Linked DNA regions of Mus musculus: region 1 is linked to region 2. The links are chromatin loops, found by intact Hi-C in ENCODE. Cell type or tissue: left cerebral cortex. All regions are shown on one strand. Links, peaks and the distances in the headings refer to the core of each region. The heading gives the core; the rest is flanking DNA.

Region 1 (16,302 bases), core at 8,407-10,906, 420 kb before region 2:
CCAGACGGGTTTAGTGCAGAGTTCTATCAGACCTTCAAAGAAGATCTAATTCCAGTTCTGCACAAACTATTTCACAAAATAGAAGTAGAAGGTACTCTACCCAACTCATTTTATGAAGCCACTATTACTCTGATACCTAAACCACAGAAATACCCAACAAAGATAGAGAACTTGAGACCAATTTCTCTTATGAATATCGATGCAAAAATCCTCAATAAAATTCTCGCTAACCGAATCCAAGAACACATTAAAGCAATCATTCATCCTGACCAAGTAGGTTTTATTCCATGGATGCAGGGTTGGTTTAATATACGAAAATCCATCAATGTAATCCATTATGTAAACAAACTCAAAGACAATAAACCACATGATCATCTCGTTAGATGCAGAAAAAGCATTTGACAAGATCCAACACCCATTCATGATAAAAGTCTTGGAAAGATCAGAAATTCAAGGCCCATACCTAAACATGATAAAAGCAATCTACAGCAAACCAGTAGTCAACAAAAAGTAAATGGAAAGAAGCTGGAAGCAATCCCACTAAAATCAGGGACTAGACAAGGCTGCCCACTTTCTCCCTACCTTTTCAACATAGTACTTGAAGTATTAGCCAGAGCAATTCGACAATAAAAGGAGATCAAGGGGATACAAATTGGAAAAGAGGAAGTCAAAATATCACTTTTTGCAGATGATATGATAGTATATATAAGTGACCCTAAAAATTCCACCAGAGAACTCCTAAACCTGATAAACAGCTTCGGTGAAGTAGCTGGATATAAAATAAACTCAAACAAGTCAATGGCCTTTCTCTATACAAAGAATAAACAGGCTGAGAAAGAAATTAGGGAAACAACACCCTTCTAAATAGTCACAAATAATATAAAATATCTCGGCGTGACTCTAACTAAGGAAGTGAAAGATCTGTATGATAAAAACTTCAAGTCTCTGAAGAAAGAAATTAAAGAATATCTCAGAAGATGGAAAGATCTCCCATGCTCATGGATTGTCAGGATCAACATTGTAAAAATGGCTATCTTGCCAAAAGCAATCTACAGATTCAATGCAATCCCCATCAAAATTCCAACTCAATTCTTCAACGAATTAGAAGGAGCAATTTGCAAATTCATCTGGAATAACAAAAAACCTAGGATAGTAAAAACTCTTCTCAAGGATAAAAGAACCTCTGGTGGAATCACCATGCCTGACCTAAAGCTTTACTACAGAGCAATTGTGATAAAAACTGCATGGTACTGGTATAGAGACAGACAAGTAGACCAATGGAATAGAATTGAAGACCCAGAAATGAACCCACACAGCTATGGTCACTTGATCTTCCACAAGGGAGCTAAAACCATCCAGTGGAAGAAAGACAGCATTTTCAACAATTGGTGCTGGCACAACTGGTTGTTATCGTGTAGAAGAATGCGAATCGATCCATACTTATCTCCTTGTACTAAGATCAAATCTATGTGGATCAAGGAACTTCACATAAAACCAGAGACACTGAAACTTATAGAGGAGAAAGTGGGGAAAAGCCTTGAAGATATGGGCACAGGGGAAAAAATTCCTGAACAGAACAGCAATGGCTTGTACTGTAAGATCTAGAATTGACAAATGGGACCTAATGAAACTCCAAAGTTTCTGCAAGGCAAAAGACACCGTCAATAAGACAAAAAGACCACCAACAGATTGGGAAAGGATCTTTACCTATCCTAAATCAGATAGGGGACTAATATCCAACATATATAAAGAACTCAAGAAGGTGGACTTCAGAAAATCAAATAACCCCATTAAAAAATGGGGCTCAGAACTGAACAAAGAATTCTCACCTGAGGAATACCGAATGCAGAGAAGCACCTGAAAAAATGTTCAACAGCCTTAATTATCAGAGAAATGCAAATCAAAACAACCCTGAGATTCCACCTCACACCAGTCAGAATGGCTAAGATCAAAAATTCAGGTGACAGCAGATGCTGGCGTGGATGTGGAGAAAGAGGAACACTCCTCCATTGTTGGTGGGATTGCAGCTTGTACAACCACTCTGGAAATCAGTCTGGCGGTTCCTCAGAAAATTGGACATAGTACTACCGGAGGATCCAGCAATACTTCTCCTGGGCATATATCCAGAAGATGCCCCAACTGGTAAGAAGGACACATGCTCCACTATGTTCATAGCAGCCTTATTTATAGTAGCCAGAAGCTGGAAAGAACCCAGATGCCCCTCAACAGAGGAATGGATACAGAAAATGTGGTACATCTACACAGTGTAGTACTACTCAGCTATTAAAAAGAATGAATTTATGAAATTCCTAGCCAAATGGATGGACCTGGAGGGCATCATCCTGAGTGAGGTAACACATTCACAAAGGAACTCACACAATATGTACTCACTGATAAGTGGATATTAGCCCAAAACCTAGGATACCCAAGATATAAGATACAATTTGCTAAACACATGAAACTCAAGAAGAATGAAGACTGAAGTGTGGACACTATGCCCCTCCTTAGAAGTGGGAACAAAACACCCATGGAAGGAGTTACAGAGACAAAGTTTGGAGCTGAGATGAAAGGATGGACCATGTAGAGACTGCCATATCCAGGGATCCACCCCATAATCAGCATCCAAACGCTGACACCATTGCATACACTAGCAAGATTTTATCGAAATGACCCAGATGTAGCTGTCTCTTGTGAGACTAGGCCGAGGCCTAGCAAACACAGAAGTGGATGCTCACAGTCAGCTAATGGATGGATCACAGGGCTCCCAATGGAGGAGCTAGAGAAAGTACCCAAGGAGCTAAAGGGATCTGCAACCCTATAGGTGGAACAACATTATGAACTAACCAGTACCCTGGAGCTCTTGACTCTAGCTGCATATGTATCAAAAGATGGCCTAGTAGGCCATCACTGGAAAGAGAGGCCCATTGGACAAGCAAACTTTATATGCCCCAGTACATGGGAACACCAGGGCCAAAAAGGGGGAGTGGGTAGGTAATGGAGTGGGGGTGGGTGTGTATGGGGGACTTTTGGTATAGCATTGGAAATGTAAATGAGCTAAATACCTAATAAAAATGGAAAAAAAGAATAACTATTGGGACAATGTTGACATAGATAAATAATATTTCTTAAAAAATTAATGCATTAGTCATCTTACAAAGGATTTGGTGTATTAACAAGGTTTCTTACAATTAATTACACTTATTGTTCACAATCTTTTCTCATATTAATACCCTCCTTGCAAAAATACATATGACCACATATAGAGAGACCCTTATTTAATTAGTCCAGAGTATGACTAGTGCCTGTTTACTAACATGTCCTCATGTTGGCATGAGTGAGCAGCAAGGGCTAGGATGCATTAAACTGGATCCTTGAAGATGCTAGTGCTGGCTTCAAGAGCATGGGTGACATGTGCTGAAAAAAAATAATCAATGAATGGCCTACTCTTAAAACTACAGCACAGCCTTGGTTCATGCTGGGAAATTCGTTATTAGACTGGAAACAGGTTTTTGTTGTTGTTGTTGTTGTTTTAACTGACTCTATTGCATAACAAAGCAATAAGGATGAGGAGCCTTAAGTTGTCTTTTTGTTTCATTATTATTTTAAATGAAATCTGGGGAAGGTCAGGAGGACAGGCAATTTAAGATGTCAACCTGTTTAATAAAACTACATGGTCATAAATATGTTTTATGTATGATTTACTGTGGATAACAAAAAATGAATTACCTATCATGAAATATCAGGGAGAAATGCAAAATTGAGGTAATTAACAGTATTGCACAGATTGGGTAAAGTTAGATAATATAACATTTTTATAATCCAAAAAACAAAAATGCTCATAATTATTTAAAATATCATTTGTACACAGGTTGAGGAGAAATACATATTGTCTTTATGTTAGTAGGGTTCTTACATAAAATAAGAGCCGTATATAAACACTACGAAGGATTTAAGTAAGCACATAGTTGAGTGGGTTATTGTATGTGAAACTAGCAACTGGGTTAAAGTATAACTTTCCAGGGATAGTGAGGTGGTTCAGTCAGTAAAGTTCTGCTCAGCAAGCAGGTCACCAGAGTTCAGATCCCTAGAACACCCATAAAAGCTATCCATTGCAGCCAGAAGTAAACCCAGAACAGGGGCACAGTGGATCAGAAACAGATTGCTCTGCAGAGCTCATTTGCCACCCAGCCTTGCAAATTGTTGAGGTCCAGGATCCATGAGATTCCTTGTTTCAAGAGATAAGGATGAAAAAAAGCAAGGAATATACTCAACGCTCATCTCTGGCCTCCACCTGAACAAGTATGCCTACACATACATGTGCACACACACTAATATGCACAAGCAATGTACCATACATATACATTCTGTTCTTCAGTTCACAGTACCATACTTATACACTGCACATCATCTTCACAAGCTTGTCCTTCAGTTCACCTTAGCAACACACCTGAACATGTTCCGTCCTGCCTGGTATACATCATCTTACTATAATAATCACTTACTTTTTGTACAAACTTGCTACTCTCCTGAGGCCAGCTAGGGTATACCACATCATTGCTACAACAAGTATAATGGCCTTTCAATATTTCTACTCCTCTACTTTCATTCATTTCATTTATTTACAATATATTTGGGGAAGATCCTGCACCAATTATGTTACACTAAGATTTTACTGATTAGATGCTTATTGTCCATTTTTGTGGGGTTGACATTTCCTGGAAAGTGACAGTTGTGTCTTGCTACTTGATTAGACTCACTTTATGTCAGTTTGGTAAGACTGTTCAGTCCTTGTTCCTAAAGCAGGACCATCAAGTCTAATCATATCTTTGTAGTGAGGACGTCAGTAGTTGCCTCTGGTTCTCAGTGTGTAGATCCAACAAGAGTTAGAAGAACTGATATATAATGATACCATTAATTTACAACTGAGGACTTTTGTAGAGGACTCCTTGAATCTTCTTAGCAGTAAAAGAGACTAGGTGAAGGCTAGAATTCCTCTTCAACAAGTTCTTGCGGTAAATTGTTTTCCTACTGTTTTTTATATGCTAATAATTATTTAAGGTATGATGAACACATAGGATTAAACATATCTAAATGAAATGGATGCATCTATTTCAAATATCATTTTTTCTAAATTATTTATTCTTATTTTATATACATTGGCACACTCCTTGCTTGTATGTTTGTGAGTATGCCAGATTGCATGGAACTGGGGCTACAGAACGTTTTGAGTTGCCATGTTGGTGCTGGGAATTGAACCCGAGTCTTAACCACTAAGCTATCTCTCCAGACCCTCAAATATTATTTTTGTTAAAGCAAAAGCTATCCTATCTCAAGATGGCCTTCAGTGCGGCCTGAGAGCAGACACTTGTACAAGACAAAAATCAGCTTATAAAAGTTTATATGCTATTGAGCCCCATCCTGAGATCACGCTGCTTGTGCTAATCACAGCTTCTCCCTTATAGTAGATATTCCTCACCTAAACAGAAAGCAGCTTCAACAGTATATTTTCAGATGTTATTGGTTGGGCCCATACTTTGGAGGTTTTGTGGGATTTTTTTTTTTGGTGTGTGTGTGTTTAATTATATTATGTGTGGGCCAACAAGATAGTTCTGAGGTTATGTTAAGCCTTAGGACCCGGCTTCATTCCCAGAACTTGCGGTAGAAGTGAACTAAAGAACTAATTTCTGAAACTTTCTTTCTAAACTGTGCATGTACACACCACACACAGACATGCACACACACACATACATCATATAAAAGCATGAATAATAAAAAAAATAAACTGAGAGGCCTGTGAAAAAAGTTACATTAGAATGTCAGTGAATAGAGATCATTCTATTCTAAACTTCCATGAGGTACATCATCAATTCTATTCTCCTTTGAAGCAAGTCTCAGCCAGTGTTTAGTAGCTTGGTTAGCAAGTATGTTGCATGTTAATGTTTCTTCTTGCAGGAACCATGGATGCATTTCTGGAAGTTAGGCACAGGCTCCAGCTATCTTGTTTAAATTTGCTGAATCATTACAGAATTTAATATTTAAAATATAAAATTGTGTGAGTGTGTGGTTTACATTTGGAATTTTGGAGAGAATTTGAATGTAAGTAGAGTCAAACTAAGTACAGATTAAACACAGCTGTCCAGATGTCTAAATTATCAAAAGACTGTTAAGTAAGCAATTCTTTAGAAAAGCGAGCTCTTTTGTTCCACTCTAGTACCAGAGCCTACATTTATTTGTAGAGGAAAATTCCATCTACAAAAAGAGTAAGAGGAGAAACTAAGGCGTTTTCAGTATATGCATTTCTTTATTGAGATGAGAGGAACTAGAATTTTCTAATCAGAGTCCAGCTAATTTAAAGAAATGCAGTAGTTTTATATTTATTTATATTTTCTTTGATTTTTAAGATGTAAAATTTCTTTTTAAAGTCCATATTATTTCTGAAGTTTCCTCTAATAACTCCTTCAGATACTTAGATAATGAAAGCATTTATTCAAAAAAACTGATGGTAAATCGCAACAGTTAGCTGTCTGTAGAACAGTGGACACTATTTAAGAACAGTAGACACGAATGCTGCAGTTTGATGTTTTAATGCTAAGCACGGCTGTGTTCTTCTATGTCACTCCTTTTATCTCAATGTTACGGATTTCCAACCGCGTCTTCTTAGCCAAGATTCCCGGGCTGATGCTTGCACAACCTGCAGGATTACCTGCGAGGAGCAGGAGATGGAGGGATGCCGGGGTTCTTCCCCGACCCCAGGGTCATAGCTGCTAGCGTCTGAGGCTTCCCTCCCTCCTTAAGCATACTCACTGCAATAATTACTGAGCCCCGTCCAATAAGCTACTCCAACCAACCCATCAAAAGGTTACAGCAAACTGAGAACGCTGTGATCAAAACAACAAAATCTAAAACACCACATGCCACATCGTGCACACATTCAATCATGGTTGGTGGGCAATGTTTTCCTACCATTTCAGAAAGAAAAGAATTTGCCTTGTCTTGAATTCAAAACTTTTCTGTTCATTTTGCCTCTATTTTCTATGCAAACACCTAAGCAAAGTATGTAAATAACCGAATTATCGCTTGTGCTTGAATGTATGTAATGAGGAGAATTAATGCGTGCTATAAAACAACTCATGTGTTGAGCTGCAAATGATCATACAAATTTGAATTGTGCATTAAGATAAAGAGAACTGTTTCATAGCTTGTTTGTAAGGAAAGGCTTCAGTAATTACGATTCCATATCAAGAAACCTTACCCGGGTGTGTGTGTGTGTGGGGGGGAATATCATGTAGTCTCTATGTTACCTAAGCGCTAGTTAAAATTGTGAGGTTTTTGTTTGTTTCTTTTCTTTCCTCTTTCTTTTTTCTTTCTTTTTTTCTTTCTTTCTTTCTTTCTTTCTTTCTTTCTTTCTTTCTTTCTTTCTTTCTTTCTTCCTTCCTTCCTTCCTTCCTTCCTTCCTTCCTTCCTTCCTCCTTCCTTCCTTGCTTGCTTTTTTGTTTATTTTTTGGTTAAAGAAGTTACTGCTTTCTGAGTAATATTATTGTCATTAAATAATTAAAAGCTAACTATTTTACTTTTTAAATTTTATTAGGTATTTTCTTCATTTACATTTCCAATGCTATCCCAAAAGTCCCCCATATCCTCCCCCCACTTCCCTACCCACCCACTCCCACTTCTTGGCCCTGGCGTTCCCCTGTACTGAGGCATATAAAGTTTGCAAGACCAGTGGGCCTCTCTTTCCAATGATGGCCGACTAGGCCAGCTTCTGATACATATGCAGCTAGAGTCAAGAGCTCCGGGGGGTACTGGTTAGTTCATATTGTTGTTCCACCTATAGGGTTGCAGACTCCTTTAGCTCCTTGGGTACTTTCTCTAGCTCCTCCATTGGGGGCCCTGTGATCCATCCAATAGCTGACTGTGAGCATCCACTTCTGTGTTTGCTAGGCCCTGGCATAGCCTCACAAGAGACAGCTATATCTGGGTCCTTTCAGCAAAATCTTGTTAGTGTATGCAATGGTGTCAGCGTTTGGAAGCTGATTATGGGATGGATCCCTGGATATGGCAGTCTCTAGATGGTCCATCCTTTCGTCTCAGCTCCAAACTGTGTTTCTATAACTCCTTCCATGGGTGTTTTGTTCCCAATTCTAAGAAGGGGCAAAGTGTTCACACTTTGGTCTTTGTTCTTCTTCAGTTTCATATGTTTTGCAAATTGTATATTGGGTATTCTAGGTTTCTGGGCTAATATCCACTTATCAGTGAGTACATATCATGTGAGTTCTTTTGTGATTGGGTTACCTCACTCAGGATGATGCCCTCCAGGTCCATCCATTTGCCTAGGAATTTCATAAATTCATTCTTTTTAATAGCTGAGTAGTACTCTATTGTGTAAATGTAACACATTTTCTGTTTCCATTCCTCTGTTGAGGGACATCTGGGTTCTTTCCAGCTTCTGGCAAACCAGTAGCCGACATCAAGGTAAATGGTGAGAAGCTGGAAGCAATCCCACTAAAATCAGGGACTAGACAAGGCTGCACACTTTCTCCCTACCTATTCAGCATAGTACTTGAAGTCCTAGCCAGAGCAATTAGACAACAAAAGGCGATCAAGGGGATACAAATTGGAAAGGAAGAAGTCAAAATATCACTTTTTGCAGATGATATGATAGTATATATAAGTGACCCTAAAAATTCCACCAGAGAACTCCTAAACCTGATAAACAGCTTCAGTGCAGTAGCTGGATATAAAATTAACTCAAACAAGTCAATGGCCTTTCTGTACACAAAGGATAAACAGGCTGAGAAAGAAATTAGGGAAACAACACCCTTCTCAGTAGTCACAAATAATACAAAATATCTTGGCGTGACTCTAACTAAGGAAGTGTAAGAGCTGTATGATAAGAACTTCAAGTCTCTGAAGAGAGAAACTATTTTACTTTTAACAATCATACTTTCACAACAAAAACAAAATAAAATAGCCCTTTTACAAATCCTCTTAGTTGTGGTGTGAGCTACAAGAGCATCAGGTTGCTATAGGTGGAACAACATTATGAACTAACCAGTACCCCGGAGCTCTTGTCTTTAGCTGCATATGTATCAAAAGATGGCCTAGTCGGCCATCACTGCAAAGAGAGGCCCGTTGGACTTGCAAACTTTATATGCCCCAGTACAGGGGAACGCCAGGGCCAAAAAGGGGGAGTGGGTGTGTAGGGGATTGGGGGGGGTGGGTATGGGGGACCTTTGGGATAGCATTGAAAATGTAAACGAGGAAAATACCTAATAAAAAAATATGAACTATTTTATAGACAAAAAAGAAAAAAAAGAGCATCAGGTTGCAATGTGCCCTATACTCATCAAAAGCTATTACTTCATCTCCCACCAGGTGGCGCCACACAGTCCTAAATGCCGTATTCCTCCTTAGGAAAGAAACTGCAGCACGTCAGAGAGCCCACACCTTTCCACGCTTGTATTTGCTTCCAGGAAAGTGGGTAGCAATATGAAAAAGAGACAGATGAATAATAATTTCTAAACTCAAAGCTTAGTTACAAGGAACACAAGAATTAGAACTCATTCTTTAAAACAAAAGTTTCATTATTAATTTATTTATTCATTTTACATCCTGTTCCCAGCCCCATTCCTACCTGTTTTCCCAGTCCCACCCTCACAATCCTCCTTCCCCATTACCACTTCCCCTTCACCTTAGAGAAGGGAATTCTTCCACGGGTTCAAAGTGGTCCTGGCACATTAAGTCTCAGCTGGACTAGGCATATCCTCTCACACTGTGGCCAGACAAGCCAGGCAACAAGTTTAGTCTCCTCTAGGCCAAAGATGGAGCCACCACAGAGCCAGCCTAGATAAACTGTGTTTGCAATCCACTTGGGGATAGAAGAGAGACAAAACACACGCAAATGAAGAAGAAAGTCAGGAATGGCATTTATAAGCTGGTAGGCATGAGCAAGACCATGTCCTTCCCACTAGACATTGAAACAGGGTGACATTATATTTTTGCTTGCAAAGGTAACCAGAGCCAGTGCAGAACCTCCTATTTCTGGCTTTTATTACAGTCACAGACTTTGCATAATGAATGCCATTTTTCTTTTTAAATATACTCAGTGGCTCTCCATTCCTTTCAGAATTAAATTTAAACTTCCACAGTTATTGAAAGTACCACACTATGAACTGTTTCTCTGTGTTTGTCGTGGCATGATATACATGTGACAGATGGCCAAAAACCATTCTTGTCATAAGGACACTACTTAACTCAGTTGGCCTTTTCTCTTTCTTATCAAAACTTTCTAGATAAAGGAAGCTGTGCCTTTCCACTTCAACTTTGCTGATCATCTTCCATAGACTCAACTTACCTTGGACTTATACACATAAAATGAATGAACAAAGTTGATTTCAATATTAAGAGATCGGGCTCACAGAGATAGAAATGACAAGGACACAGCCTGCAGGCCCTGTATGCATATGTTATGGCTGTTAGTTGGTTTTCTTGTTGGACTGCTAACAGTGGGAGCAGGCGTGTCTCTGACTCTATTGTCTGCTCTTAAGACTCTTTTCCTCCTCTTGGATTACCTTGGCCAGCTTGGCTAGGACAGCCTTTGCCTTGTCTTTATTGTATCTCTTTTTGTCCTGTTTGATGCTCTTTGGAGGCCTGCTGTTTTCTGAAGAGGAAACAGAAGGGGAGTGGACCTGGGTGATTGGGAACATAGACAAAGCAGGGAGGAGGGGGAGAAGGGGAACTGTGGGCGGGGCGTATTGTGAGAAAGAAGAATCCATTTTCAATAAATATTTTAAAAACACCCAATATTGGCACATAGCTCTTGCTATTGGTTTGTATATTCTGACCCTTCTGGATGCAGTTGTCTCCTTTCCATCACAATTTAGGGGTGTTCCTGGACCATGAGATCCAAATCAGGTCATCCCACTTCTTAAACAACATGTCATTTTCTTTTCTAGCCTGCTATCATATAAATAAACTGTGGATGGGCTTCTTGTCACAAGTAGATTTGAGAAAGAATATAAGGGATCCTTGATCAGGCCATATTGCTTATTAGCTTATGTAATATTCTTACAGTACATAGTCTAAAAATATTATCAGTTTGAAAGTCATGTTTGAGGATTTCTATTTCAGGGTCATGTCAGGCTCATCATGGTCCTTGGAACGTAGCAAACTATTTAATATGTTGTTTGCGGCATTGTATGTGACTCTCCACAGAATGGCAGGAGGGTAGAGACATGAAGAGAAGGAGTTGGGTTCTGAGGGCGTTGCTTTAGCCTGTGGTGCCGTTCCTTTCTGTCTGGGAATAATGTGCTTGGGAAGAGTGATCTGTCCAAGATCAGTTAACAAGTTTCATAGGCAAGCTCTGGATCCTGAAATTCCTATGCCCAGTAAAGCCCACAGTCCCAGAACTCAATAGATTGGATGGATTAGTTGATATGGACTCTTGTGATGTGAGTTCTGTGTAAGCAGTTGTAAAGAGTTAAAAAACTATTATAAAATATTGTCATTTACAATATATTTATCAATAAATTACTTTCTTAAACTGTGATATTTTGAATGTAGTCTGCCCTGCAGAGGTGGAGACTTTGTCTTCTTAACTCTAACTAATTCAACTTCAATATTGGATTAGTGGTTGGTTATCTGCAAATATTAGTGAGTCTGTACTCATTAATGTCTTGGGAATGTTCTATGGAATATGGTGACCTTTATATAAATTAAACAAATTAAAAGCTAAACTTCTTGCTTACATATTCTGTATTTCTAGGGATATAGTCCTCCTTCCAAATGTTCCTTTGAACCAAGCAGAAACCTGTGTGGATGAGCACTGCAGCTTAGACTGTACGGCAAGCTACAGCCAGCACACCACAGTGTCATCCATTTCTTTTGTTCTGTATATTTGTCAGAAGCGTTCCCCTACGTTATCTTCCTCTTTCCCTGAGAGTGAGTTGTGGAAGCAGAATGTGCCACAAGCACCACCACTTGCTAAGATTCAAGGACCACTCTATGACTCACCCACTTAACACTAGCAGCTGCCCTGAGGCTTCAGTGGAATAATTTTGACTCAATTGCAGACACCTTTCTTGGGTAAGAGAATTAAAAAAAGAAAGAAGGAAAAGGAGAAAAATCCTTCTGTGTAATGGATTCTGAGAGGAAAAGATTATGTTCTAAGACAGACAATGCTTATGTGAATGAGAAAAACATGGGAGGGATTTTTTCCTCTTTGAAATCATCTTTTCTGTAATTCTATATGATTATTTCTTATCAAAGAAGAAATATAGAAGTACAGGACAAGGTAGGATGGTAAGAAAGGCTATGCATATTGATTAAATATGCTCAGGAAGGCAAAATCCCTAGCTAGCCCAACAAGGCTGTTTATCTGATCGACTGGAAGGAGTGGCTGATTTGTACTGAGAGAACAGCAGCAGCTTCCTAGCAACATAGTCACAGCCTAGCACTTTCCAGCTACTCGGGCATCCAAGCAGAACTGCCATTTCAGAGTCCTCTATCCTCCTTCTGCTATGTATACAAGAAAAGGAGGAATGACAAGATGGCATTGATCTCACAGCCATTCTCTTCAAAAGATGCAGTTGACAAGATAGACGGATGGAAGATGTTTAACAGATCAAACATTCTGTAAAGAATTCAAACATGTAAATGATAGAATATATGGCTCAAGATATAGAATGCTATTGTAAACTTTCTGTACATGTGTGTGCCTATTGTTCCAAGTTATCCATGAACACACAGAAAGGCTGTGCTTTTTTTCACAGGACTCATGGTCACATCAATCCATGTTTCACCTGTGACCTGCAGTACTTTGCATTTACAAAGAGCACCTGAGGCACAGAACTGCAATGCCTACTTCACATGCTGTGTAACAACATACAGCTCAGCAAAGTAGGATTAAGCTGCTTGTTACTTCAAAAGTAAACATAAATGTCCATGAATACCACACTGGTAAGGGGGAAAGAAGTCATTTTCAGTTTATCACTTGAATTGGTGGGGCTTCATTAGCCGTCACAACTAAAAATTAAAATGCATTTTCTCAAAAGTTTATTTCCATGATAGAACAAAGACTGAAGCTTCACTTTGTTTATATTTTTCTATCCAGATTCTAATATTCAACATTGGCCTCAGTACAGTTATGTTTCCTCTCAACTTACCTCAATTATGGAAAAAGGATTGAGGTTATAGTATTCCGTCATTTTCTTTTCTCTTGAGTCCAATATTGTCTTCCTTTTAGCAAGGCTTTAATAGGGATAGTTTTATAAAGAAAAATTTTATTTGCAAATAAATTATTATTATGGAGGCTCAGGAGACATCTCAATTGGTAAAGTCCTTGCTACCAAGAACTAAGTTTAGTGTATTATAGTCATGTAAAATCCAGGCATGGAAGTATATGTCTGTAATCCCAATTATGAAAGATGGACTTAAGTGTTTCTGAGAATCTTGTTAGGCCAGCCTGTTGAGCAGAATTGGGAAACTCCAGGTTCAATGGAAGAAGTCTTTGGGAGTTTGAATGAGAATAACTCTCATAGGCGTATATATATTTGACTGCTTGGTTTCCAGTTGGTGGCAATATTTGGGAAGGATTAGGAGGCATGGCCTTGGAGAAGGTATGACCGTGAACCATGATTTAGGTTTCAAAGCCTATACATACCTCAGTATCTGTCTCTCACTCCCTAATGGTTGTGAAGAAGATGTAAGCCATCAATTTTTCTTCAAAGTACATGCCTACCTTTACCTTTTCCATGCTCCCCACAATGATGTTCATGTACTCGAACTCTCTGAAACTAAGCACCAAAAAGCCCCACCAAAACAAAACAAAACAAAAACAAAAACCAAACAAACAAAGAGAAATCAAAACAAAATCCTGTCTGATAAATTGCTTTGATCATGTTTCATCACAGCAATAGAAAGTATAGTGGAATGTCACAAAAAATGTCTATGCAGACCTCTGACTTCTATGGGCACATTTAGAAAAGGAGACCACAAGCATGATCTTACTTATAAGCATATTCCATATACACACAATTTAAATAATAATATAAAACTATTCAAACTCTTTTTTATGAAATAATGTTGTTTTGTTCTAACTTGACAGTATCATAGAGCATACTTTCCCTCCATACGATTAAATATGATATAGGCCAATGTGAAACAGAATATTTTAATATATTATAATAACAGTATACCAACTGATTATGCAACATTTTACATGGTAACAATGATATTGATAATTAGATATCAAATATCCAGGGATTAGATTAGGAAACAGACATGTAACTTAATTAACAGGGAGGAGAATCTGCAGTTGTAATGTAATGTATAAAATAAAAAGGAATAAATAAATAAAATGCAGAGAAAAGTAATCAAGAAATAGGGAAACCATCACAGATGTTAACAGAATAATTTCCTAAGTAATTAACAAGGTATTCATTTATTGCAATTCTTGTATTCATATAACTAGATTAGAGTGGTAAATGTAAGAAATTCCTATTAATTTTTCTATACACATGGGAAATTATACCATACAATTATTTGAAGTGCTATTTTACAGTATATTTTAGTTATTCTGAATATAGAAGACTGTGCCTCTGAAAACAAATTTCAGATTATTGAAAATTTATTGTGCTTTCTTATGAGTATAATGTCCCTTGGAAAGTAAAAATTGTCTTTTAATAGTATACCTTAATTAGTGTTGATTCAATTACCTTTTCATGATCCTGCAATTGATATTCTAAGTATAGACTCACCAAAGGTTTATAACTAGTCATAAGCCTCTTCAGCAGTCACCATGCTGAAGAAATATTTCTTAGTTTGATTGTGAATCTTTAAAGTTATGCATATATTCAAGTGGAAGGGGTAGCACTTATTAGTTCTAAAACCATAAGAATTGATGCTAACAATATAGACATTTACAGTGATAGTATATTACATGTAATTGCAGAGGGTAATTTTACATATGCCACATGTTCTTAGTGAACTACTTTAACCGAGTATGTCTCATACCCTACTTAGATGGATAAATGATATGGGAGGAAATACATTTGATCTCACTTAAATCTTTATGTTAATTTTAATAAGGCCATGGGAAAAGCCATATTTTACTGCTCACTACTTTAGTCCTTTTTGATAGCCTGAGACAATTGGTCATCAGCCTCAAAGTGGAAACATGAAAGCATATTTAAAAACTGAACCATAGATTTTCAAAAGGCCAATAGAAAAATGGAGAGAGGACATAAATGAACAGTTATGAGAAATGAATGTTAAACGGATGAAGAACTATTCACTAACCTAAAGAAAGGCAAACTGAATAGCAGATGAGCTTCTTTTGAGCAAAGAATTTTGAAAAGGTGATACAAAGATAAGAATGCTAGTGGAGATAATATTTATGTGATTTATACAGGTGCTCTATATAGAATAAAAACTTTCATTTCTTGGAACTGTGCACTGGCATAGTAATTTGTTTTTTTTTTTTTTTTTTTTTTTTTTTTACACTTCCTTTTTTTTTTTTTTCCATTTTTTATTAGGTATTTAGCTCATTTACATTTCCAATGCTATACCAAAAGTCCCCCTTACCCACCCACCCCCACTCCCCTACCCACCCACTCCCCCCCTTTGGCCCTGGCGTTCCCCTGTACCGGGGCACACAAAGTCTGCGTGTCCAATGGGCCTCTCTTTCCAGTGATGGCCGACTAGGCCATCTTTTGATACATATGCAGCTAGAGTCAAGAGCTCAGGGGTACTGGTTAGTTCATAATGTTGTTCCACCTATAGGGTTGAAGATCCCTTTAGCTCCTTGGGTACTTTCTCTAGCTCCTCCATTGGGAGCCCTGTGATCCATCCATTAGCTGACTGTGAGCATCCACTTCTGTGTTTGCTAGGCCCCGGCATAGTCTCACAAGAGACAGCTACATCTGGGTCCTTTCAGTAAAATCTTGCTAGTGTATGCAATGGTGTCAGCATTTGGAAGCTGATTATGGGGTGGATCCCTGGATATGGCAGTCTCTACATGGTCCATCCTTTAATCTCAGCTCCATACTTTGTTTCTGTAACTCCTTCCATGGGTGTTTTGTTCCCACTTCTAAGGAGGGGCATAGTGTCCACACTTCAGTCTTCATTTTTCTTGAGTTTCATGTGTTTAGGAAATTGTATCTTATATCGTGGGTATCCTAGGTTTTGGGCTAGTATCCACTTATCAGTGAGTACATATTGTGTGAGTTCCTTTGTGATTGTGTTACCTCACTCAGGATGATGCTCTCCAGGTCCATCCATTTGGCTAGGAATTTCATAAATTCA
Region 2 (16,302 bases), core at 8,060-10,559:
GTCAAGAACAAATTTGATATTCTCAACCTACGTGATGCTCCTTTCTAAGGATGGGGACTTGAGCTCTTCTGCTGTAATGGAAGAAATCTTGTCACGGTACAAAGCAGAGACACAGGAAGGAGGCAGGTATCTAGAGGAAGCTATGTGTTCCTCTGTAAGTACTTCAATCAAGGGGGGCAAAATTTTCCCTAAAGAGCTTTTCACATATTCTATAAGCTTCTCAGAAGATTTATGCTTGAACTAGCATAATATATGGGTCAATAAAGAATTATGGAATAAGCCAATGGAACTTTTTCTCTCCCTTTGAAGTTTAGTTGCATTCAAGAAAACTAAAGGGAAGAATTAGACCAATATCACCAAACCTCCTGGATGTCAATTTTATGTGCATATATATATATATATATATATATCATATGTATATATATACACACACATATAAAATCAGAAATGCACATACTTTGATTTGGAATGAGGAGCTCTGGCAAGCATTTTGTTTGTTTATGTTATTCTTCCAGATTCCTTGGTTGAACACAAGATCTAGTATTCATAACATCCAGGAAAGAAAGGTTACAAAGCAGTGTTGGTTACTTTTATTTTTACTTTTTTTTAATAAAGCTTTTCTCTTTTGAGGCAAGGTTCTGCAAAAGGACAATATAATCCAGGCTTGCCTGAGACTCACTATGCCCATGCTGGAGTAAAATATCACACCTGGTTCTTTACTATACATTTAGAAGATCATACAGAAACTCACACAAACACCAATCTTATTAAAATCTTGTCTGCTGACTTACTTGACAACTATTACTGATTTTAAGTGCAATTTTCAGCTTCCCTAATTTTATTTATTTATATATTTGGCACTAAGGTCTGAAGTGTTCATTTTAGGCTCCGAAGTAGATAGTATAAAGTAAGTAGACATATTTCCCCTCCTGAGCAATAAAGTAAGGTGATTTGGACTAGTTGAAAAGGTGAGGTACGAAGATATAGAAATAAGAGATAAAAGATGAAGGTGCATGTTTGTTGATTGGCCCAATTGCAAGACTAAAGCCTGAAACTGCTTCTGCAGATGGATGCTGGAGTTCCCCTGTCAATAAAGCTTACCGTGGCGCCTGATAATAGGGTGTTGGATGTTGTGTTCCCTACCAAGCCATCACTCTGTGGGAGTTGTTCTCTTAGAGAAGTGGTAATGGGTGGCTGGTTGGGAGAGGTTGGAGTCTGGGAGAGAATAGAATTGTTAGTTACAAGTGTTCGTAGCTAACCAATGTCTCATTTTTTTTCTGACTCAGAGTGGAAAAAATTAGTTTTACCAGAATGGATTAAGTGTGTTCTATTTCTGAAAAGGACAGGCCCTTAGGCAAAGTAAAACAGAAAACAAGAAAAATCAAATGGTCGTTTGTGGGTTTGGGTTGTCTTAATTTTGTATGTAAATGGTTAATAAACACAAATTTTACATTCTTCAATTTGATGTGTTTGTACAAAAAATAAAAAGACAGATTTTAAAAATAAGACCCTTGGCAGTTTGAAATTATAAGAAAATTGACATTCCAAACATATGTACAGAGTAAATATCCCTGCCCCCAAAAGTCTGAGAAAGTCGATATTCAAATCATTCAAATTTTTCAGCTTTCACAATTCTGGGCCTGTTCTGCAGGGTGGGGGCAGTCTGTGTGTGAAAATAAAAATGCCTTTTGAGAATCCCCACATTTTAGAATGATTATATGTGTATTTTCAAATATTGTAAGCGTTTAAATGTATTGCCAGAAATCGCTACTATTATTCAGAATCACAGATAGTGACTATGTATGTCTGATCATATGATGCTTTCATTAATGTACTTTCCTTCTTGAAGGAGACCACATCATTCCCCATCAGTGGTTACTTTTGTTGTTTTCTAGTCATAGCTATGGGTCTCCAACAAGTCATTGACATTTGCTTTGGTCAACCTTGAGAAGTTTCATTCATTTAATTGCATATGACTAGCAACAGCCACTGGCCTTAAACATAAAACCACCAAAACTTGTTTTCAATGGTGCTATATTATGATACTGACTAATTCCAGGACTAAATAATAAGATGAGAATATTAATCTGCGATGAAAGAAATCCCAGTCTTAACAAACAGAGACTCATTAAATATTACTTCTGTCTGCAGTGGTTCTCAACCTTCTTAATGCTGCAACCCTTTAATACAGTACCCAATGTTGTGATGATCCTCCAACCATAAAATTATTGTCACTTATACTTCATAACTGTAATCTTGCTACTGCTATGAATTGTGATGTAAGTGTCTGTGTTTTCTGATGGTCTTAAGTGACCCATCTCTACAGGTTGAGAACTGCTGCAAACATTAACCATGAAAACAAGTTTGGAAAATATAAATTTTTTACCCTGGACTCCAACAAATTGTTTTCTTCTTAGCACCAGAAACCTGGAGCTGAGGAATTACAGCAGGCAAATAAATGAAGGAAAGAATCTTGGGACACAGAGAATGTAATGGAGACAGAGTAGGGACATTAGACAAACTAAGATGTAAATATGATGCCAAGATCTTTCTCATCAGGGGTTGGGGAGGAGATAGAATGGCCAAGATAAAGGGAAAGGATTGCCAGAGATGCTGTTAGATAACTTAGCAATATCGCCTAAATCCAATATTAAACAGCCCAGGAATTACTTGAAAATTTACTACATTTGATCTACACATATTATACACATATTCTAAAACCATATTTTATCACTTTTCCATTGGGCTAGGTGAGAGGAGGTGAAGGTATGAAATATGATGAGAGAAATCCTCAGATATAACAGATCAAACCATCAACATAATTCTTTTATTTTATTGAAATATATGTTTAATATATAATTGAATATCAAGAAACTACAAACCTAAGATAGATAACATAAGATAACATAAGAAATACAAACTTTTGTTTGGGATCTTAAATTTGTTTAAATGTGTCAAGATAAATAACATAGATATGATTATGTAGCTTTATATTCTTGTGAATTCATTATCCACATTCTTCCTTGTGATCAAGTATACTGAAAATGCCATTAATAAATTGGTAGATAGTACCAATTTAAATTAAACATTACAAATTGTAAAACGTTAACAAAGATAAGCAAGATACCTGATAAAGGTCATAGGCATGTATGTCTTTCTTAAAAATATAAGAGAGTGAAATAAAAGCCCGTCTTATTTGTTCTTTAGAAGCCTGTGGCAGCAGAATCTGCTTTTCCTAATTGAACAGATCAGTTTTAGAACTGCATGCTTTCTAGTTCTATAGGTTACTGTTTTCAGTTAAGAAACAGAAAATGGACACTTCTACAATGCATTGACTCAAACATCTTTCAATAGAGGCAAATCTATTGTACTTTATTAATTTTAGTTATTTTAATGTGTCCTTCTTGTTCATGGTATTACTTAAGTAAATGACTACTGGGTTAATGTTTCAATCCTCCCCAACTATTAATTTATAAGAATATTTCAAAGGCTTCATATAGAGCAAATCTTTAGGAATGTATTTTTATTTTTTTATATCTGCCAGTGATCATTATTTACTCTGTTTTGATGTAACATAACAATAGTTGTTATTATTTTTATTCTGCTCAAAACAAGTAGAAAAGTCCAGTTTTTGTGTTCAATGTACTTTCTAGTTTAGACCACAGACTAGTCACCAGAGGCATAACACTGTTAATGAAGCATGCTCTGAAGAAACAAAATGTGAATGGTAGGCACCGTTAAATGATTGATGACTGTCAAGAAAGCTTTTGTTAATGATATCAATTTGCAACTATTAGTTCTCAATAATCATTGTAGACTTTTCTCACTAAAGTGACCACTCACAAGAAAGTAAAAAACTTCTTTTTAGCACTCTGTACAACAAGTTGAACTTTCATATGAAAATATTAGTTTTCATTCTCATTTTTTTTTCTCCTGTACCATGAAGTTACAGTGTTCCCATATGGTACTAGAGCATCATATACTGGATAGATAATAATGTCAGTCTTTGCAAGTTTTTATAAACTTAGCAATTAAATAACAATATGTTTAACCTATATGAATTCCCATGGGATTATGTATCATTTGAGGGTATGTTTTGATATCACACACACATTCTCTTCCTACAATTTCTTCCCTACCCCTCTACGACTTCTCTCCCAATGTCACATGCTTTCTTTCTGCGTTAAACTGACTGAGAACAAATAGTGCTGCCTGTGTGTTCATGTAGGTAGGACCAGCTACTAGAACATGAGTAGTTTTCAAGGACAACATCTCTGAAAAAGTACAAATCTCCCTCCTCCAACAACCAACAATTGGCTTCTCAACAAGGGGTAGGACTTCATGATCCCCTCCCCTGTCAATTATTAAGTAATTTTTTAAAGATTCATTTATTATCATAAATAAGTACACTATAGTTGTCTTCAGATGTGCCAGAAGAGGGCGGCAGATGTCATTATGAGTGGTTGTGAGCCACCATGTGGTTGCTGGGATTTGAACTCAGGATCTTTGGAAGAGCAGTCAGTGCTCTTACCTGCTGAGCCATCTCGTCAGCCCTTAAGTAATTTTTAATATGTAGAAATATTAAGTACTTTTAGTGATACACCAATGTGTAAAAATCTACCAAGCAAATTGTTAAGCACAATCATGTTTTTTATAATATCCGAAGAAGAATAGCAAGGGCTTCCTATTCAAGAGCTCCTCACCTCATTTGACTCTCAATTTCCTGTGTCTCATTTATCTCTAGTACATTTCAGGTCATCCTGTTTCTTATGCCATTTAATACTAATTTATAATAATTAAAGGTTTCAAAAATATGTCTTTCACTTTTTTATAAATGTTCATGTTTCCCTGGGCATCAGTTGATTTAAATTATGACTATATGTCCATATTCATTGTTTCTTCTTCCTGAACTCTGACTGGTCAGTTGCCTATCAGATCTTTTGCTGTCTCAAGCCCAGGGTGATAGGATAGTGCATTATAACAGGAAAATAAATTGCATTTTTGTTTGTATCTTGAAAGACGGGTGTATCGTCTTTTTTACCTATCTTATTTATTGAAAATTAATTGGTTTAGCATAAAATAGGAGAAATGAACATTTTCATCTTGATTCAAATTTGAAGAAAAAATGGAAGAACGTGAGTTTTGGCCAGCCTGGGCTACAGAGTGAGACATCTCTCAAAACAGCGATAAGAAGGAATAAAAAGCAACATTGAAAGTTTCTTGCCTTCCAGTAAAAAGAGAGAAGAATTTTCCCATGCCCATTGTTACACATATTCATACATATATTTGTTTAAGCACATTACATTTCAGAACATCTTCAAGTTGTGATATTACTGCAACAAACAAAATAGACAGAAATCTCTGCCGTGAGTCTTTCCCATCCCATTTAGCAATATTTATTAAATAGCCAGTGTATCAGTATCTGGGAAGAATTGTGAAGTAGGAGAAACTACATTTTCTCTAAGCTCATCTGAAAGGGAGATTGCTTTGTAGTCAATGACAAGTTTATATGTGATCAAACTTCAGCAACTTTAGAAATATCTGAAAATAAAATTGTATTTAAAAATGTTATTACTTGACAGTCTTGGATAATGCCAATGTTTTGATTGTATCTGCTCCTCTTACATCTCTTCTCAGATCCCCTTCCCCGTTCACCCAATTTTGTATCCTCTCTTTAACACCATCAAGACCAATTTGTGCTGCACAAATATTCTTGGATGAGTGCCCTTCCACTGGGGCATGATTGACTTAACAGGGCAGCAACTGTTAGAGAAAACTGATGCTCCTTATACTGCCAATAACTCTCTGAATGTGTGTGAAATATTATGCCCATGTCCCTCTCTGTGTGGAAATTTGTTCTGGCTTGAATCACACAGGCTCTGTTCATACTGTCACAACAACTGTGAGTACATATGTGTAGCTGCTCTACCATGTCCAGAAGATACTGGCTCCCTGTGGTCAGCCACCAACTCTGGCTAGTATATGTTCTATGCCCTCACTTCAGCAATGATTTCTGAACATTGGGAGATGGGAATAAGAAATATTTGTCCCACCAAGGGCTAATCATTTTTCAATCTCCTATGCTCTGTGTCTTGGCCTGTTGTGGGTCTTTGTATTAATCACCATCTACCATAACTACACTTTTTTTTTTGAAGAGGGTTGAGAGGCCCATTAATCTATAGTTATAATGATAAATCTCGAAGAGCCAGTCTAATGCTATATCCATTTAGCAAAATAATAGTAGTAGGCAATTGTATATTCTGGCCCAGCTCTGAATCTTTATCATACTCTCTGCAATCTATTGGAACCAACTACAGAAAAGCAGTGATTAACAATGATCATTTGGAAATTTTAAAACGATATTAGATCTCCTGGTTCTATACATGCATTTACCAAATATTTTCTAAGCTTCCTTTTTACAACCATTGAATAAATGCAGACAATATGGAATATAATATTCAGTTTTTGGTGTAGTATTACCCCACACACTTATTTTTACTATTATTAATTTATCACTCCTACTGGAAATGCACTACTTTGTTTCCTTTGAGTTGGATTTTATACACTTATATATTATGCATTACAAGATGGGGATGTGGTAAAATGCTTCCCCAGCATGTAGGATGGTCTGGGTTCAACTTGTAGAACAACATAAATGCAGTATAAATGGTCACAACATTTGGATGTATGGGAGGGACGTGAGGACCAGAAGGTCAAGGTTGTTTGCCTTAGTGCCTTCTTAACTCAGCTTGAGGTATAGAAGAACTACTCTTAGATGTAAATAAATGAGTAATAATTATGGATTTCACTTAAGGATAACATCTCGATTATCAAAATATTTATTATGGCTGTTTCTAGAAGTATTTTCCTATCAGCTGGCATACTGCCAAGCAGTCTCCTTTTTTTTCTGTATTTTTTTTTCTTTCTGATTATCAGTTGTCAGAAATACATGTCTGGAACTGTAATTCAAGGATATTATGAGGAAAACATGAGAGATAATATTTCTCCGAACTCAAATCAAATCAATATTGAAAAAATTAAGAGCAACCCATGAAAGTGAAACTGTAATAGTATCGCAATTAAATATGATCTTCTTAGCATCTGTCTTTTACTGACAAAAATATTGAATGAAAGTCTTAGTGAAAAACCAAAAGTGTACTTGACATAATCTTGCTTCATTCTAGTCACCTGAATGCAGCTAAAATTATTAGATTTATTCAAGATAAAATAAATTGACTTTCTTGATCTTATTTAAGGTATCTCAATCAAACTTTATTCTACTATGCATTACAAGATTCTAGGGCTAATTTAAATTGTGTTTAGGGTTTTTGTCTTCCCAAATCAGCTCTGAATTAAATGTTTCACAGAAAAGGAAGACATCTTAAAAGAAAAATTATAGCAGGGCAGGAAGTTTGAGGTTAGGCTGGTCTAAACAGAATGAGTTCCAGGAAAGTCAGGGCTATGCAGAAAAACCTTGTCTCAAAAAGCAAAAACAAAAACAGAAAGAAAAATTTTAAGATAAAGGCAATTACTATATTATATAAGCCATAGTGTACAATTTATATTAGAAAAGCTCCTCACTGTCATTTTATTAAATTAACATCACTCTCATTTTTTTACTTTAAAGCTTACTCTTAATTCTTTACTCCAAAGGGATCACTGGTTCTGTTTCTCTAATGCCAGATTGAGTGGTTAGTGAGTATCGGAAGTCCCTGCCAGTTAATGGTAGTGTTGCGTAAAAACAGAGCAAGTTGATCATTCAAATATCCGAAAATTTCCATTCATGAAGACAGTATGTATGGAAACAGGGACACGTAAACATGATTAAGTGTGTTTCCAGCTTCCTGGACAGTATCAAAGGATACTTTTTATCTCCATTTCCATCTCTAGGAGACACTCTGTGAATATGGAATAACTTATGTTTTCCATGTTTATAAGGAGAAAAGACAGCAGAACTTCACGAATCACGGTTTGCCTAGTGATATGAATAACATTAGTCATTATGTATAAAGCTCTTTATACAGTCAATCAGTGTTTTTTAAGATGTTTCAGTGGCATTTTCATTTCAGTTGTTCAACTCCAGGATTTACAAGTGATTGAGTCAGGTATCAGGGGCTTATTTTCAATAATGTTCATTGTGAAAATTTGTGGGACATGTGACCAACTGCAAACAACAGTGTGGACGCTTTCTGTGCCAGCTTCTAATTCATAAACTACAAAAAATGTTTCAAATTTTTATTTAAAAAATCAGTGAATTGATTTGAGATTTATCTTCTAAGATATAAAATGAAGTATCTCTCCTTGAATTAATAACCCTGAACTGTAATTAAAAATATTTAAAAATGTGTTCAGACAAATTCAAAGGGAGACATACTGAATAATCCTAGTTGTATTTGAACTTAAAAGCTGATATTTTCAATTCCATATTCAATAAGTGTTTTAGAAAGTGAGATAAAACTGCAAAACCCTTCAGAAGAGTAGGTACAAAAGCTGATGGCAGCAGAAACATGGAGGGAGAAACAAAGGAGGGAAAGAGTGCAGGAAGGAAGGGAAGAAGGAAGAAAGGGGAAGAAAGAAAGAGAGAAAGAAAGAAAGAGAGAAAGAAAGAGAGAGAGAGAGAGAGAGAGAGAGAGAGAGAGAGAGAGAAAGGACGGGAGGGAGGAGGAAGGGAAGGAAGAGAGGAGGGAAGGAGGGAAGGAAGGAGGAAGGAAAAACAAGAGGAAGAAAGGGACAAGGGAGGGAGGGAAGGAGGCAGGGAGGAAAAAGTCTCTAAAACAAGTTTTTAAAAAAGAATTCTTAGAACACATAGTTTCAGAAATAGATTAATAGTTCTGTTCTATCATTATACTACTATACGAAAAAAATTGGTTCATTTCTTGTAATCTCAAACATAATTAAACTACTACAGACTGTGTCTGTAAAGATAAGAGATAGAGTTGAATAAGGCAAGTAATTCAGGAACTTGCTATGAATTACCAGCATATGAAATTGTTTTGGAAATATTTGCAAATAAGTCTTTGCTGCACCAGCTATAAGACCAGAGATACAAAGTTCTGGGCAGCAAGGCTAAATCTACAGAATGTAAAGTCTATGGAAAAACAAACAAACAAAAATCTCAAGGTGTTTTTTTTTGTGTGTGTGACAACTAATTGTAATATAAAAGAGAATTAACAATTTTAAGTCCTCTCATTAAGTGTAAGATCTAGTGAGTCATTAGTCTTTGCAGAAATTAGTTTTCCTAAAGGTAAATAAATGATGGTTCTGGAGTAGGTGACCTTTGGCGTTCTTAACCAGTTCCTTATAGGATTGCCGAGGTCTCTGAGCGTAGCGCTGCCATCTAGTGGCAGCTAAAGTGATAGCTTTGCATAGTCAAGACTACTGGAGAGGGCGGGGCATTCCAGTAGAGAAAACTAGTTAAAGACAAACGTGCAGTCAAAGAGACAGTATCATATTTAATTAGGATTAGACACCAAGAAGTAATAAAACATAACAACATCAAAACATAAGACAGCTAGAGACAATGAAGAAGTTAAAGAATATTTTTAAACGTTTTGAATTGTCCCCAAGAAGGTAATTACCTGAAATGCCTCCTCAATAAGTGTCAAAAAGGAATGGACCTTTTCAGATATTGTCCTGTCTACATCAGCAACCTTTCCCATCATAGGTGTACACCAGTCAACCTTCCCAGAAGTGGATAACTTTTTTTTAGCACAGTTAGCATTTCAAAATTAAGCTAGATATTTAAAACTGATTCTTAAAACTATGTTTGGTATTTTTAATTCTTTTTCAATTATCTTGTGAAATGAAAACATAACAATATTCACGATTTGCAGTTGTCATCTCGTGACTTATTGTGGAATAAACTCTTTCTAGATCATTCTGAACTATGGCTGGCTGGTTCAACTCAGCTGTTTTGGCTTGAAACTCCTCTCCAAACTGACTGATTCAATCTAGACCCCCTCCCTCCCTCCTTCCCTCTCTTCCTCCTTCTTCCCTATTCTCTTCCTCCCTCCCCTCTCTCTCTCTCTCACTCGCTCGCTCTCTCCCTCCCTCTCTCTCCCTCCTTTCCCTCTCTACCTCTCCTCTCTCTCTCCCTCTCTCTCCCCCTCCTCTCTCTAGCTCTCTCTCCCTCTCTCTCTCTCCCTCTCCCTCCCTCTCTCTCCCTCCTCTCTCTCTCCCTTCCTCCTCTTTCTCTCTCCCTCCTCTCTCTCTCCCTCCTCTCTCTCCCTCCTCTCTCTCTCTCTCTCTCTCTCTCTCTCTCTCTCTCTCTCTCTCTCCCCTCTCCCTCCCCCGCCCTGTATGTGTATTCCTCTCTCAAGCTGCTTCTCTTTCCTATCTGTTCTCATAAAAGTTGAGCATTTCCAATTTCTGACTCATTCTTTCTGTGCTAATTTCTTTCTAATTCTTTGTCTTTTCCTCAATTAGATGTCATTGTTTGGGATTAAAAGTGTATACTCAGGGTATATGTCTATTCCAGCCAGGTCACACAGACCTAGAATGTCTTTGGATATGATCCCCTGCCAGAGCAGCCATTTTGCTGGATTAAAATCCCTCTACAGTAAAAAGACCATTTTACTATGCAATATAGAGGTGCATATCTTTATGGACAGTATTATATGATTTCTGAAACTCTGCTTAAAAGAATTGGGTGGAAAAGTTGAGGTAGACTATTTTAAGCTGATATTTTTAAAATCATAAAATAATGAAAGACTGAGCTTTTAATGGTTCTGTTAGTTCAGTCGAAATGCAGAAAAACAAAGAAATACTAGACTGAAATCAAATTCAAAGCCCTTTGTCTGTTTAGCAGAATAAGAAATGAATAAAATCTAGTATTTGTAATGATGATTGCTCCTACAAAACTTAACTATGCATATTATTTTCTTTCACCATTCCAACATAAATATTCATATGTCATACATGATCTGTTATTAGTGTTTGTTATATAGAGAACGAGGCCTTTCAGCATTTACTATATGAGCAATAAATATCTTCTTCATTCAAACCAATTTTTGAGGTCATTAGAATTAAAATCTAGCTGGCTGATTATATTTTTCCACATGGAATACCAGATTAAAAATTGTCAATATTTATTTTAGTAAGCTACAAAAAGCTTAATAAGCTACAAAGGGTTTTTATTTTTTGACAAAACAAAATTAGCATTCTTCTAAATCGGATGTGACTTTTATTTAGAACTGTGTATAATTTCTTTAAAACATACTATGGTTAAAATGTGAAGTACTTCTGGGTTATTCTTCATGGCATCCTCCGTGTTTGGTTTAGCAACACGGACATTGCTATTCATTTATTCACTTATTCCTTCATTTGTTCATCAGATAATACTTGATCACTGTTTAAAGTCAAATGTCTAAGGGTTACCAATGGTGTAGCATTAATGTAACAAGTGTTATTCAGACTAGAAAGTGCTCAGCTCCATAAGTGATCCGTGATCATGTACAATGGATCCTGAAGATTTAGGAGCTGTTCTGATGAAGAGAGAAATGCAAATGCATGAAGCAGCTTATAACTGAGGTTGGCATGTAGACATATGTTCTATAAGGTAGCAGTTCTGTATGCAGTGTGCTTGCTCTTGGATAAAGACTATTTTGACAAGTAAGGTTAAATAGTTTTAAATTATCATCTTTATTACCACTGCCTTTGAAAACAGTACAATGAGGATTGTTTTTTCATTAGTGAATTTCGTGTTTCTCTTTCAATGTTGTACTATCCACTATCAAAAACCTACAGGACTAGATTATTTAATGTCAATTTAAAGCATGACAACTTTCATTTATCTAAATTAATGGAATAGTCTGAATCATTATTCACTGACTATGTGCTTTACTGTATACATATTCATAATTTAATATTCTAGTCATAATGCCTTCATATTTTAAATGGCCCATTTAAAATATTTCTTTAACACTAAATATGCAGTCTGGGTTTCTTTTACATAAACTGAATAAAATATTTAGCAAAAATTAGACCTGTTATTTATACAAATCTATTCCTAAATAGGTAACTAGTATTTTATTGGTGACTGCCACTCCTAACTTCATTTAAGCAGCAGTTTTCAACTTATACATATCAATAAGGAACTGACTTTTATGAAAATTTCTTCCTTGTTCTCCAGTTCTGGGGAAGGATTCCTACCATCATTGGAATAGATATATAATTATTTGGTAGCTTGTAAGGACATCTCATTGATGTAATGGAGACAGAAAGGTGTAGAGGTAAAGCTAAACACTTTACCAGACCTGACAATAGCTACCCTACCTGTCATCAGTTTCCTAGGCAATTTCTTTAAGTTTTCATTGTATTTGACTTTACCAGTTAGAGGTTTTCAAGGCTAAGAATCATCATGTTCATATATATTATTAAGAAATATACAATTATACTGCACAATATAAAATGATTGTTAACCTTTCACCTATTGGCATTCAACTCAGAGACTATATTGATGGAACAGGGCTATGCTTATAGAGGAAAAAGATGTTAATCTTGTAGCTTCTAACACATCTATGCTTAGAACCCAAATAACTTCATTGTCAAAGACCAGGTAAGCTGAAAGACACCAGTGAACAGTCAGAGACTGTAAATCCCAAGAAAGAAGAGCTGGGAGTTTGCCAATTAAGAGCACTGGAGGAAGGTTACAAACAACTGGGATCCTGTATTATATCACTTTTCATCTCCATCTTTAAAAACTCATCATTAGTGATGACATTGTTTCACACACAAAAGCTCAGATTTAGCGTATCTACAGAGTGAGTATATATAGATCAGAAAGGAAAAAAAGTCACTCTCTCTGGCAAGGGATGAACATCAAGAACTTCAAATTAATAATGCCCTCCTCACAAAGTGTGAGCCAACACTGTCTTTCTTCTCTTCCTTCTTTGTGCATGGCAGTCCCCTCCCTGACTCACTTCAGGCTAGAGTTCTGCCCAGTTTGAAGGCTATGCTCCTAGTGCATAAAGTACAGCACAAATGTCCCTATGGACACATGGTCTCATACAAACAAAACTCAAACTCATGAAAATGCTGAAACAAGACCCCATATCAATTACAAAATACCTAAAGGAAAGAAACACCTTTAGATTGAAATCAGAAATTAAAATACCAGGAGAATTGATCAAGCCACATGTGAACTATCTATTCGGTCATGCATTTCCCTTCTATGGAGACTATCTGGTTATTGACTAGTAATAGGTAAGCAATTACCCAATTTATTTAATTCTGTTATCACTAGTACCAGAGTTTCCTAAAATATTTTCTGAGTCTCCCAAATTCCCCTTTGTTTGCCACGGCACTGTTGTAACGCTGTGCAAATAACAAAAACTGTGGGAAAATGACATACTATCTGAGTCTAAACATGGAGATGTTTCTCCCAGTAAATTTTTTTCATTCATAGTAAAAATGTGAAGGAATTCTCTATTGCCAGTGTGCATTTCTAACTAAAGAGATGAAAAGGAAAGGCAGATCGAGGGAGGGAGAATATGTTTGTTTCTGCCAGTCCTTTCTATGACTATTATGCACTTATGTGATTGTACATTTGGAGGGGGAAAGTGTGGCTCACTTGTTGACTGTGGTGTTGACTCTCCCCACGTCATGCAGCAAAGCCTACCAACCACCGGCCTGCAGAGACCTCCGTGTCCACTGGCTCCTCGGGCAGCAGCGTTGGCAGTGGGTATAGCGTGGACAGTGAAGGAAGCAGCTGTGTGGCAGGGGAGCCTAATCTACTTCCTATCCCAAGGATGTAAGTGGTACTTTTCTAAAAACAAAAGTACAATTTTAACAGCATCGTGAGTAACTCATTCTTAACATTTCACAGGAAAAGAACAAGGTCTGAATCAGTGTCCCTGGATGTCTGGACTGCTGGTGGCTACATAAGCGTCGGCTGTTCAGGGATGACTGGCTTATTTCAATTCATTCTAAAGATGAATACAAATTACTAGCATGATGACTTCATCTGCACCGCCTGCATTTAACATAAAAGCTGTTAGAATAGTAACTGAGGTAGGCCATCCCGGAGTTCAGAGCAGGACACTGAAAAGTTCATCACACAGTGACCAGACACCAGCTTCGCTATTTGACATTAACATAGGAAAATTTCCCGTTTGAAGAATCCTTGGAAACAAATGACGAATCGGAACAATCACTTAGACTTTTCAACTCGAACGCTCTGCACAGTTAAAGGGGAAGAATCTGAAGTGTCTTTCCCCTCCCCGTGATTTCTAGAACTTGTTCCAGATCTGGGAGTATAGCTCAGTCATAGTATATTAAACTCCGTGACGGTGATTTTATAACTCACCTGCAAAACCTAAGCCGATTGTGATAGAATGGATTTGGAGAAGTTGTAGATTATATCTGTTTCAGGCTCAAACTCTAAACTTCTAGACCTTTCGTTTTGCTTTCCATGAACGAATCTGTGGGTTAGAAACCACAGCTAGGATATCCAGACCTGTAACTAGACCACAGCATGTATGGCCTAAGGTATGTTTTTATAAGAACCTTGAAGCATGCCTTTGGCAATTTCTAATGTTAAAAAGGAGGATATTTTATGACACATGGAAAGTATATATAAATGACCTTTTATGACTAAGCTGTGATAGACACAGCGATTCCTGTGGCCTCCCGCTGCTTTTTGCTACAGGGCACAGTGCAGTTGCTGTGACAGAGAGCATCGAAAAGGACAGTGAAAGGTCTTTCCATGCTTGCTAGTGGTGTGAAGCCTTCTCCAAAATTGGAAGAATTCTTTGGAAAGGGAATTTATTATTTTTAAACAAAGTATTATGGAAATATTCCCTTTGATCCCCACTGTACTTCGAATAGATACGAATTCATTTTAAGAAAATCAAATAAAATAAAATGGCAACCAGATTCTTACAGTGAATAGTGCATTGATTTTTATAGCTTTTAGTTACAATTTCCAACTTAAAGGAATTCTTATTCTATTACCAGTTCATTTGAGAGACTTCTTATATGACTCTATATTTTAAATTTAGTCTGGGGATTCAATATAAGTGATTATATTTAATCAGATCTATTTATTGGAAATCACTCCTTAAAAGAATCTGATCTTATTAGTATTTTGCCTTTGATAGCTTTGCTGGAATAAACAACAGTAATTTAAGCAAATTCATTACATGTCTTTCTAGGCTATGAGAATCATAGGAATTTATGAAGACTGAACTACAAACATTCTAACAATCTTTGAGTTGGACTATAAATTTCAGACTACACAATTTAACACTGATGTTAAAAGTTAAAACTTCCAGAGAAAAAATATCTTACTTCCTTGATGCCTGAATGTTAGAGGTTAAAGGTTATCATATTTGGGTTTTTTTCCCTTATTTTATTTTTTCTCATTAAACAAATGCCTCTCAGAATTGTGTGGGAGACAATCATTTCGCCCTATGGACACACAAAAAGAATCGCCTTTTAAATCTTTCCATGATAAATTAACAAATAGAACTTGTTCCTTCATTTCAGTGTCTCGTGGTGTTTTGCACAAACGTTATTACACCTAGAACAGGTGTGCAATGGCTATTCAGCAACTGACTTGGGCATCTCAGATGTAGCCTATGCTTACCTGGATGCTCTGAGTTGAAGACAGTTTGCTAGGAATTCAGGAAAATTTCCTGCTTCATACAACTCATGGCCACATCTCCTCTGGCTGTCATTTAGCTTCAGTGTGTCAGGGTCCTCCCAGAGTTCACACAAGGAAGACTTACTGCACATTTTGATGAATATTTACAGTTAAGCAAAGAGTACTTTCAGGTATCATCGTTAAAAAAATAAAATTGATGATTCAGATTTATCTTTAATTAAACTAATAAAATTATAACTTTTCATAAACTTTGAAATAATATAAAAATTAATAATAGTATGGCATTTTTTCAGTACTCTACCATATTGGTAATACTAAAGGGATCCTGTTACTTAAAAAAAAAAACTGGGTTTTACTTAGCAACAAGATACATTTTAATACGTTCTCCTAGCATATATACTGCAGCTAAGCCCTACACTTTCCTTTCCTCTAACAGTAACAGAAGAAACTGCATTAGTTTATTTAACCTAACTAATTTAATCTCAATAAAACAATTAGACAAACTGAAGCTCTGTGCATGGCTGAGCAGGAGACATAGCTCAGTGGTAGAGATATTGCCTAGAATATCCCTAACCCTGGGCTTAATCTTTGATACAGCAAAATTAAAAAATAAAAGTGAAGTTCTATATTTTTTAAAAGGAACTATGAATTCATATGGAGAAAATTGACATACACATATAGATCATGCACAGATATGC

Evidence for each region. Hi-C counts contacts between places; a loop is a spot of excess contacts. Peaks named below come from ENCODE experiments on the same cell type or tissue, not always from the same donor. Only the 100,000 strongest peaks of a DNase experiment are listed, where the experiment ranks them.
Region 1: a loop joins it to region 2, with 8 times the contacts of the local background. A loop is called at or near these places in 13 of 42 quality-filtered maps.

Annotation. Positions count from the first base shown.
Region 1 is chr5:14,380,001-14,396,302 of GRCm38, forward strand. No RefSeq gene overlaps it. Among named protein-coding and RNA genes, the nearest start is that of Pclo, 130 kb to the right of the region's middle. In left cerebral cortex, for the core only: a CTCF peak has its summit at 9,390 (motif pointing right); a DNase peak (open chromatin) is centred at 9,385.
Region 2 is chr5:14,798,002-14,814,303 of GRCm38, forward strand. It overlaps Pclo (piccolo (presynaptic cytomatrix protein)), which reads left to right. Exons shown (of 25, transcript NM_011995.4): 21 at 13,609-13,750. Among named protein-coding and RNA genes, the nearest start is that of Gm52805, 100 kb to the right of the region's middle. In left cerebral cortex, for the core only: a CTCF peak has its summit at 9,345 (motif pointing left); a DNase peak (open chromatin) is centred at 9,343.